Regions from separate parts of the Homo sapiens genome. Here region 2 is linked to region 1. The links are chromatin loops, found by intact Hi-C in ENCODE. Cell type or tissue: Caco-2. All regions are shown on one strand. Each heading gives the region's core, and the rest is flanking DNA. Links, peaks and the distances in the headings are about the cores only. Region 1 overlaps RNF135 (ring finger protein 135). Region 2 overlaps ADAP2 (ArfGAP with dual PH domains 2).

The links. Peaks named below come from ENCODE experiments on the same cell type or tissue, not always from the same donor. Only the 100,000 strongest peaks of a DNase experiment are listed, where the experiment ranks them.
Region 2: it touches region 1 in a loop (3-fold over the local background); 1 of 110 quality-filtered maps calls a loop at or near these places.

The regions. Positions count from the first base shown.
Region 1 is chr17:30,993,837-30,999,209 of GRCh38, reverse strand. It overlaps RNF135 (ring finger protein 135), which reads right to left. Exons shown (of 5, transcript NM_032322.4): 4 at 1,879-1,968; 5 at 1-548. The coding sequence ends at 19. Among named protein-coding and RNA genes, the nearest start is that of RNF135, 25 kb to the right of the region's middle. In Caco-2, for the core only: no CTCF peak of the experiment used is centred there; a DNase peak (open chromatin) is centred at 2,572.
Region 2 is chr17:30,945,625-30,950,997 of GRCh38, reverse strand. ADAP2 (ArfGAP with dual PH domains 2) reads right to left here. Exons shown (of 11, transcript NM_018404.3): 7 at 1,628-1,711. Among named protein-coding and RNA genes, the nearest start is that of RNF135, 23 kb to the left of the region's middle. In Caco-2, for the core only: no CTCF peak of the experiment used is centred there; a DNase peak (open chromatin) is centred at 3,047.

The DNA of each region.
Region 1 (5,373 bases), core at 311-5,310:
GTAATCCCTTAGGAAACCTTACACCTTTACTTGCTTTATTATCAGGTAATTTCCAGGATGTAAGCCATACAGCCAGAAGGCAGGGTACAAAGGAGAGGAGGCAGAGATGGTACACTCATACAGAAGCTTCTCCTGATTGTCCACTGAATAGAAGGCAAGCTTTCCCTCCTCAAGGTTCAGCCAGATGCCCACCACCCCAGGTCTGTCTGAGCCAAGGACAGTTTCCTTGACCATGTGCCATGCAGAGAGCTGGCTAGTCCCCTTCCATTCCACACAACAAGAGTCCATAGTCCTTCCCAGGACCTGGTCGCGGCTCATCTCCCAGGAAGCCACCCCAACTGCCCAGTGGCTGCAATTCCTAGTGTCCACTTCCCAGTAATGCTTTCCAGAAGACAGGGCCTGGGAACATAAGACCTGGCTGGTAGAAAACCTCTCACAGCTCCAGCGATAGGGTTGTGGGCGGTGAGACACAGTCACTGTACGGGAATCCTTGGACACCTCCAGGCTGCAGGAAAGGCTCTTCAAGTTAAAGGTTGGATGGATGGCCCCTTTGGAAAAAAAAAAAGAACAATAAGAACATGGCCGGTCATCTTTTGATGGTCCATGCTAAGAAGTCTTCAAATAGCAACTTTGTATCTTTTGGTGTGATGTTTCACTCACACTAGCATTAAAATTGCTACATCACCCAACAGGAAGAAATGATAAATGTTTCAGATGATAGATATGCTAACTACCTTGATCGGATCACTATGCACCATATGTATTGAAACATCACTATGTATCCCATAAATATGTACACTTATTATATTTATTTATTTTTAAAATTTATTTAGAAAAGAAGCAGGATTTTGCCATGCTTCCTAGGCTGGTGTCGAACTCCTGAGCTCCAGCAATCCTGCCATCTCAGCCTCCCAAAGTGCTGCAATTACAGGCATGAGCCACTGCACCCAGACTATACAATTATTATATGTCAATTTTAAAAATCAGGCCAGCTCCTTCAGCCAGGTGCACTGGCTTACCCCTGTAATCCCAGCACTTTGGGAGGCTGAGGCAGGTGGAACACTTGAGGCCAGGAGGTCAAGACCAGCCTGGCCATCATGGCCAACTCCTGTCTCTATTAAACATACCAAAATTAGCTGGGCGTAGGCAAGGTGCGGTGGCTCACGCCCGTCTTATGGTGATTTATGACCACAGCTGTTTATACCTTCCCAGTTAAACTGAAACTTCCTGATTGAGGACCATGTCTTACTCACTTTGTATATTTCATTTGGTTTCCTATTGAGTGAATAAATTGCTAACACTTATACAGCATGACTACTCTAGGTGTTTTACTCATACTCACTCACTTAACCCTCATGGCAATCCCGCAAGAGAAGTACTATATTATCTCCATTTTACAGATGAGGAAACCCAGGCTCTAGGAAGCTTAAGTGACTTGCCCAAGATCACACAGCTAGTTAGTGGAGCTGCTGGGAGTCAAACCCAAGCAGTCTGGCTCTGGGATCCATGCTCTTAAGGACTATCCCAGACTGAGATGGCAGAAATACCTCAGCAGGTTTAGGAAGAGGCAGTTGGCTATAGTTGGTGGCCACAGCACAGATGCAGAAATACCTCAGCAGGTTTGGGAACAGGCAGTTGGCTGTAGTTGGTGGCCACAGCAGAGATGCTCAAAGGTTGGCGGGACTCTGAGTGCTCTTGGGTCTAGAGTCTCAACCTGCTTTGCCTTTGCAATCAGCTCCCCCCGTGGAGGGACCTGGAACAAATCCATGTGCAGTAAGCCAAGGAGTGGCCCTAGCAGTAGGGAGATGGATGTAGGATATTCTCGAAGCCCGCTCTGCGGCAAGCCAAACCCATGTTTAAAGTGGACCACATACTTACACTGAGCAAACCGAGAAGCTCTCCTGAGTGCAGGGTGGCTCTGGTCAGGCAATGGGCATGAGGAGGAAGACGGGGCTTCCAGGAGTTCTCCTAAGTAACAAAAAAATTAACAGAGGAAAGTCCCATCAGAAAAAGGCAAACTGAAGGTCTCCAAACATCATGGTCAAGGCACATGGCTGGCTTGTCTTCTTATCATCTACACATTTTTCAGTGTCAGGACTGGATCAGGCAGAGGCAGTGTGCCTGCAGCCCAGGTATGTGCACCTCCATGTTCTCACTGTGGACTTTTCACTCTTTCTTCACTAAGCTCTCAGCTCCTTGCTAGCAAAGATCTTGTTCATCTATATGTTCTAAGCACCAAGCCCCATGCCAGTCCCATAGATAGAAGGTGTTTTATGCACACTCATGAAATAAAATCAACTAATACAGTTCCAGGGGATTGCAGCACCCTAACACCTAGAATATCCAGGACCCCCAAGTCAATGTTTTAAACTGTTGTTACATAAACTGGGTAACATGAGTTGGGGTGAGATTCATCACCATTGCTGACACCTCCTAATTCCCTCTCGATGTGCTAAAGTTTAATTATTAACTTAAAGCAGTCATGTGTGCTAGAGTGCAATGACCACGTCAGGCAGATGATAAGTAAGGGAAGTCCTAGAGTGCAGACTTTGAAGGCAAAATCTTGTCCTACTTGTATCTTGAAGTGACAGCAGCTGCAGTGAATCTAAGACTCCACCTGAGAAGAGATGAAAGACCTTGTCTAGGGTGTGCCTGTGGTAACTTAGGTCATGAGAGCAAGAGAGCTGCCTGTAAAGAGGCCAGTCTCAAAATTCAACTCGGAACTGAAGCAATCCCTGTGTCCAGAGACAGAAAAATGGATAAAGAAATGTGATATATACATACAATGGAATATTATTTAGCCTTAAAAAGTAACGAATACTGCCTGGGCGCAGTGGTTCACACCTGTAATCCCAGCACTTTGGGAGGCCAAGACAGGCAGATCACAAGGTCAGGAGTTCAAGACCAGCCTGGCCAATATGGTGAAACCCCATCTCTACTAAAAATACAAAAATTAGCTGCGTGTGGTGACACATGGCTGTAATCCCAGCTACTTGGGAAGCTGAGGCAGGAGAATCACTTGAACCTGGGAGGCGGAGTTTGCAGTCAGCCGAGATCGCACCACTGACTCCAGCCTGGGAAACAGAGTGAGACTCCATCTCAAAAAAAAAAAAAAAAAAAAGTAATGAATTCTGCCTGGGCGTGGTGGCTCACGCCTGTAATCCCAATACTTTGGGAGGCTGAGGCGGGCGGATCACCTGAGGTCAGGAGTTCGAGACCTGCCTGGCCAACATGGCGAAACCCCATCTCTACTAAAAAATACACACACACACACACACACACAAAACTAGTCAGGGGTGGTAGCACATGCCTGTAATCCCAGCTACTACTAGGGAGGCAGAGGTGGGAGAATTGCTTGAACCCGGGAGGCAGAGGTTGCGGTGAGCCAAGATCGCACCACTGCACTCCAGCCTGGGTGACAGAGCAAGACTCCGTCTCAAAAAAAAAAAAAGTAACAAATTCTGATATATGCTACAACATAGGTGAGCTTGGAGGACATTATGCTAAGTGAAATAAACCTCTCACACACTAATACTGTATGATTCCACTCACATGAGGTATCTAGAATAGTCAAATTCATAGAACAGAAAGTGGAATAGTGGTTGCCAGGTAGGAGGGGGTTGAAGGAATGTGGAATTGTTGCTTAATGGGTATAGAGTTTCAATTCTGCAACATGAAACCAGGCATGGTGGCCCATGCTTATAGTCCCAGCTAGTTAGGAGGCTGAGGCAGCAGGCTCACTTGAGGCCAGGAGGAGTTCCAGACCAGCCTGGGCAACATAATGAGACCCTGTCTCTACAAAACAATTCTTTTTTTTTTTTTGAGACTGAGTCTCGCTCTGTCGCCCAGGCTGGAGTGCGATGGCGCAATCTCAGCTCACTGCAAGCTCCACCTCCCGGGTTCACGCCATTCTCCTGCCTCAGCCTCCTGAGTAGCTGGGACTACAGGCGCCCACCACCACACCCAGCTAATTTTTTTGTATTTTTAGTAGAGACGGGGTTTCACCGTGTTAGCCAGGATGATCTCGATCTCCTGACCTAGTGATCCACCCGCCTCGGCCTCCCAAAGTGCTATGATTACAGGCGTAAGCCACTGTCCCGGCCAAAACAATTCTTTAAATAGCTGAGCATGGTGGTGTGGGCCTATAGTCCTGGCTACTGGGGAGGCTGAAGCAGGAGGATTGAGGTTACAGTGAGCCATAGTTGTGCCACAGTACTCTAGCCTGGGCAACAAAGTAAGACCTGATCCTAAAAAATTAAAATTAAAGTTACAGTCCAGGCGTGGTGGCTCACACCTGTAATCCCAGCACTTTGGGAGGCCGAGACGGGTGGATCACCTGAGGCCAGGAGTTTGAGACCAGCCTGGCCAACATGGTGAAACCCTCGTCTCTACTAAAAATATAAAAAAAATTAGCCAGGTGTGGTGGTGGATGCTTGTAATGCCAGCTACTTGGGAGGCTGAGGCAGGAGAATCGCTTGAACCCAGGAGCCAGAGGTCGCAGTGAGCCGAGATCATGCCATTGCACTCCAGCCTGGGCAACAAGAGTGAAACTCTGTCTCAAAAAAAAAAATAAAATAAAATAAAGTTACAAAAAAGAAAATGATCTGGAGATTGGTTATATGATAATGTAAACATACTTAACAGTACTGAGCTCTGAGCTGCTACTTTTTTTGTTGTTGTTGCCGAGGCTGGAGTGCAGTGGCCTGATTTCGGCTCACTGCAACTTCTGCTTCCCAGGCTCAAGTGATCCTCCCACCTCAGCCTCCCAAGTAGCTGGGACTGGGACTACAGGTGTGTGCCACCATAGCAGGCTAGTTTTTGTATTTTTGGTAGAGAAGTGGGTCTCACTATGTTACCCAGGCTGCTCTTGAACTCCTGGACTCAACTGATCTGCCCACCTCAACCTCCCAAAGTGCTGGGATTACAGGCATGAGCCACTGCACCTGCCTGAGCTGCCTACTTAAAAATAGTTAAGATAGTAAATTTTATGTTGTATGTATTTTCACTACAATTTAGAAAAACACAAAATTCAGATGAATATCACTGTTCTCCTATTTTGCTGATACGATTATTACTTATTGTTAATAGGTTTTTAAAAAATGTTTGGCTGGGCACCGTGGCTCACGCCTGTAATCCAACAACTTTGGGAGGTTGAGGCAGGAGGATCGCTTGAGCCCAAGAGTGGGAGACCAGCCTGGGCAACATGGCAAAACCTCATCTCTACAAAAAGTACAAAAAATTAGCTGAGTGTGGTGGCACATGCCTGTAGTCCCAGCTACTTGGGAGTCTTAGGAAGGAAGATCACCTGAGCCTGAGAGATCGAGGCTGCAGTGATTGTGCCACTGCACTCCAGCCTGGGCAACAGAGAACCTG
Region 2 (5,373 bases), core at 250-5,249, 48 kb after region 1:
GGATATCAGGTACCGACAGTGGATGAGAGAGGCAGGGGAACATTGAGGATGTTGACCAAAGAGCAATTTCCTTTACACATGTCAGCAAAGATGGGCAGCTTGCCCAGATTAAATAAGGCTGAGCATCTGCACTTTGTCCTCCCTCCTCATAGTCAGCAGTCAGCAGTCTCCACTCCCCGCCCATGGGAGCCAGCATTAACCAGTTCTGGGTGCAAACTCAGCAGACTGACTCAAGGGCTCTGACTCGGGCCTTGCTGGAATTGCTCCCAGAGAGCTGCCATCTCAGCACATCCCTGGGCCTGGAGGGGACCCTATTCCAGACAACTGGCTCCCTACAAACCTTGGAATTAAGGAGCATTTAGGCTTTCAAGGAAACTCTAATGGTTGAGATTAAGAAAATCCCAGCATTAAAATGGTTTTCCAGCCCCATCACTTATAAAATCCTCTTGGAGGGGAGCCTCTTGAAGAGGACCAGAGCATAGAATCTCAGAGGCGGAAGGGACCCTGAAGATGACCTGGACTAACCGCCATCTTACCCATATGGAAATAGAAGCTCAGAGGGGTGCCAGGACCTGCAGGGGTCACACAGCAAGTGAGCAATAGAGCATCCCTGAGAGCCCAGGCTTCCTGGCTCGAGACAGCATCCTCTGCCCTACACCATGCGGGTCTCCCTGGCCCAGCCTGAGATAGGGAGATGAAGGCCCCAGAAGTCTGGAGACAATCAAAATGAAGTTCTCGGCTCCCCATGATGTTGGCCATGAAGGGCATACCTGCTCCTGTTACAACTGTAATGGAGAGGATCCCAGGCTTTCCCAAGCCCAGAGCATCACAGGGCAAAGAGGGGATTTTAGAAAGGGAAGCACACCTTTGGTTATTCACCTGCCCTTCCTGGGACTGTATAACTCATCAGTGAAATGGAAATAATCACCCCTGCCTGGCTGCCATTTCACAAGACAAAATGGGCTCAAAGCACTCTGTAAGCAGTATGTTAGGGATCATTTGTACATTTTAGAGGGAGAAGGGTTCAGAAAGAGATGACCAATTGCTGAGCCCCTTGACACTCTTCTGAAGGGGAGACACTGACCAGCTTTTGGGAGGCCGCCTTGTCGTATGTGAGGCTGTAACCCCCGCAGGCTCCCCTGGAGAATGCCTTGGGCTTCCCTCTGAGCAGCCCAGCCCTCAACCTCGAGGTCTTGCCTGCAAACAAAACTAGTCTGGCTTCTTCTTCTTTTTTTTTTTTTTTTTTTTTGAGACGGAGTCTCACTCTGTCACCCAGGCTGGAGTGCAGCGGCGCCATCTGGGCTCACTGCAAGCTCCGCCTCCCGGGTTAACACCATTCTCCTGCCTCAGCCTCCCAAGTAGCTGGGACTACAGGCGCCTGCCACCACACCTGGCTAATTTTTTTGTATTTTTAGTAGAGACGGGGTTTCACCGTGCTAGCCAGGATGGTCTCGATCTCCTGACCTTGTGATCCGCCCGCCTCAGCCTCCCAAAGTGCTGGGATTACAGGCGTGAGCCACCGCGCCCAGCCCTAGTCTGGCTTCTGAGTGTCTTCGAGGTCAACAGACAGGGAAAGAAGGAGATGGCCAAGAGGAGATTCAGAAATTGGGGTCCGCATTTAGCTCACCTCAGACTCTGGGAGTTCAGGAAAGGCCATTTTTAGGTACTGCAGACGGGCTGCACGGAGGGCATTGAACCAGTCCACTATCTCCTGCGGAGAGAAGTGCACAGGACACACACACAGCAGTGAGATGGGGTGGGTGGGAAGCTACCTCTGGTGGCGGGAAGCTAGCTGGGCATTGGGTGTGGGGCACATATATTCAGCACCTGCACACACCCCACAGCTCGGCTCAGGGGCATCCAGGGAGGATTGTGTCAGAGCCTCGTGGGCTAACCCGGGCAAGCAGGAAGCCTCTGACAGGGATAACCCCAGAGCCCTGGAAAAGGATTGAGTGAACTGCATGGGAGTTCTGCAATGGCCTCGGACAGTGCTTTTCACCTTCTAATGCGTGCAAAATCACCTGAGGCTCTTGTTAAAATGCAGAGGCATATCCAGTAGGTTTGGAATGGGGCCCAAGACTCTGCATTCCTAACACGCTCTCAGGTGATATGATGCTGCTAGTCAGTGGAATGCACTCTAAGGAGCAAGGCTCTAGGAAATCATTGTCCTCAGATGTCAAAGATTGGCATTTGGGTGGGGAGCAGTTATGCCTGGGGATGCTCCTCTAATGAGGATGCTCATGGCAACTTAGGCCAAAGCTGGCTTGGCCCCTTCTGCTGTCACTCTGAGAGAACATGTCCCTCAGCAGCCTGGGCCACCTTCATCTCCCACATAGACAACCATGTATCTAGCTGGCCTTGATCAGCTGCTCTCTGACTGGCCCTCTCATGGCAGCCTGAGTGATTTTCCTTTATTTATTTTTTTTTAGATGGAGTCTCATGCTGTCGCCGAGGCTAGAGTGTGCAGTGGTGCGATCTTGGCTCACTGCAACCTCCGCCTTCTGGGTTCACACCATTCTCCTGCCTCAGCCTCCCGAGTAGCTGGGACTACAGGCGCCCACCACCACACGGCTAATTTTTTTTTTTTTTGTATTTTTAGTAGTGACAGGGTTTCACCACGTTAGCCAGGATGGTCTCGTGATCTGCCCGCCTCGGCCTCCCAAAGTGCTGGGATTACAGGCGTGAGCCACAGCGCCCAGCCTGTAGCCAGAGTGATTTTCTAATTACAAATCTAATCAGTCTGGCTTGGAGTCCTGTCTACTACCCTCAGAAAAAAAAGTCTTAAGTTCTTTACTATGATTTTGCTGTCTGAGCTCCTTCCATGCAAAACTATTTGCAATTCTCCCAACACCTACTGTTCCTTCCTCTCGGGACATTCTGCTTAGCCCGCTCCATCCCACACACACCTTTTACGCAAAACATTCCACTTATCCCGCAGGTTAGTTTTGATGTTGTAATAGATAGATTTTTGGTGCTTGCTCAGCCCAAGCCCTGCTTCTGTGAGAACTACCCCGCCTATCTTCACCCAACCCCAGTTGCAGCCCCATTTACTGCTGTGATCCTGCCCCTGCTTAACCACAGCAACTGGACCAGGCCTGGAGCAACACAGAGGCTGGACTGGGCTTATCAGATTCCTTCTCCCAGGAATTTGGAATTGGGAGGCTAAAGGCTTGTTCAAATAGTGGTAGTTTGTGACTTTGATATAATGTGGTGATTGAGAAAGTCATCTGAATATGGTTTAAAAGGAATGAAACCATTTCTCTTTCTCTCTCATAGGCGAAGCACACAGGCCTAGTATTCCAGGGATCTGTGCTCTCTTGTCCTGGGGTTCATTAAGGACCCTCTGGCCAGGTGCAGTGGCTCACGCCTGTAATCCCAACACTCTGGGAGGCCGAGGCGGGTGGATCACCTGAGGTCAGGAATTTGAGACCAGCCTGACCAACATGGTGAAACCCCATCTCTACTAAAAATACAAAATTAGCCGGGTATGGTGGTACATGCCTGTAATCTCAGCTACTCAAGAGGCTGAGGCTGGAGAATTGCTTTAACCTGGGAGGTGGAGGTTGCAGTGAGCCGAGATTGCACCACTGCACTCCAGTCTGGGTGACAGAGCGAGACTCTGTCTCAAAAAAAAACCTTAGGTCTCAGACACTAAGGGAATGGGGCCAGTCCAGAAAAGACACACCTAGGCCTTCACCTTGGAAGGTCTCTCCAGTCATAATCTGGTGATCCTGGTGCCAAATCCAACCTGCATACATGTCTGTTTGCTCCTAAAGTTTTGTTTGTTTCAATCCTCCATGCAGGTTTTCCTGTTTGCCACAGCCCCCTCCCCATCCCTTATGCCTGTCCATTTAGCTTTTAAATCACCCCCTGACTCCTGCAGGCAGGAATCTGGAGCCCTCATTTATGCCCATCTAACAGACAGGCTGGGGCATCAAGCAAAAGAGAAGAATGGCCAGACCCAGGTTGTCAGATGCACCATACTGGGCAGATAGGAGGGAGCTGGGTATCCTAAGTGCCAGAGACCTTGGGTGCCTCAGTAAAAGTCCTTATGGCAGTGATTGGCATGGAGAGGGGGCTAGGGCCATGGTGCTAGGGGCCCCTTAGGAAGGTCTAGTCCCTGCATCTGGTTCCTGGCTCCTGCTGCCAAGTGTCCTTCCTACAGCAGAGGCACATGGCAGGTAAAGTGGGTGCAGGGCTGTGACCCTGAGCAAGTTACTAACATGTCCGTGACTCAATAATGTGGGGCTTGTTTTCAGGATTAAGAAATGATGGACAGCAATCACCAAAAGCAGTGCCCAGGGGAGTTAATAGATGGTCACAAAATGTCAGCACCCACCTTCATCCACCCCCACTCAGCATCTCTGTCCCCTGCCTAGTTATGTGACCCTGCTCAGGACCTGACCCAGCTTATTCTGTTATATTGGCTTATTCATCTCTGACTGGGCAGATTTCCTGGACTATTAAATAGTGCTTCTCAGCCGGGCGCAGTAGCTCACCCCTGTAATCCCAGCACTTTGGGAGGCCAAGGTGGGCAGATCACTTGAGGTCAGGAATTCAAGACCAGCCTGGCCAACATAGTGAAACTCTGTGTCTACTAAAAATACAAAAAAATTAGCTGGGTGTGATCTCAGCCACTCGGGAGGCTGAGGCAAGAGGATCGCTTGAACCCTGAAGGTGGAGGTTGCAGTGAGCCGAGATCACGCCACTGCACTCCAGTCTGGGCAATAGAGCAAGATTCCATCTCCAAAGGAAAAAAAATAGTGCTTCTCAAACTTTAATGTGCACAAGACTCACCTGGGATCCCGTTACAATGCAGTTTTTTTGTTTTTTTTGTTTTTTTGAGGTGGAGTCTTACTCTGTCACCCAGGCTGGAGTGCAGTGGCGCCATCTCGGCTCACTGCAAGCTCTGCCTCCTGGGTTCACGCCATTCTCCTGCCTCCGCCTCCTGAGTAGCTGGGACTACAGGCACCTGCCACCATGCCCGGCCAATTTTTTTTGTATTTTTAGTAGAGACGGGGTTTCACCGTGTTAGACAGCATGGTCTCGATCTCCTGACCTCGTGATCCGCCTGCCTCGGCCTCCCAAAGTGCTGGGATTACAGGCGTGAGCCACCGCGCCCGGCCTCTTCTTTTTTTTTTTTTTTTTTAATGCAGTTTCTAATTTGGTAGCTCCAGGGTGGGCCTCAGACTCTATTTTTCTTTCTTTCTTTCTGGTTTGTTTTGTTTTGTTTTGTTTTTTGAGACAGGGTCCTGCTCTGTCACCCAGGCTTGGAGTGCAGTGGCATGATCATGGCTCACTGCAGCCTCGACCTCCCAGGCTCAAGCGATCCTCTCACCTCAGCCTCCCAAGTAGTTGGGACTACAGGTGCAT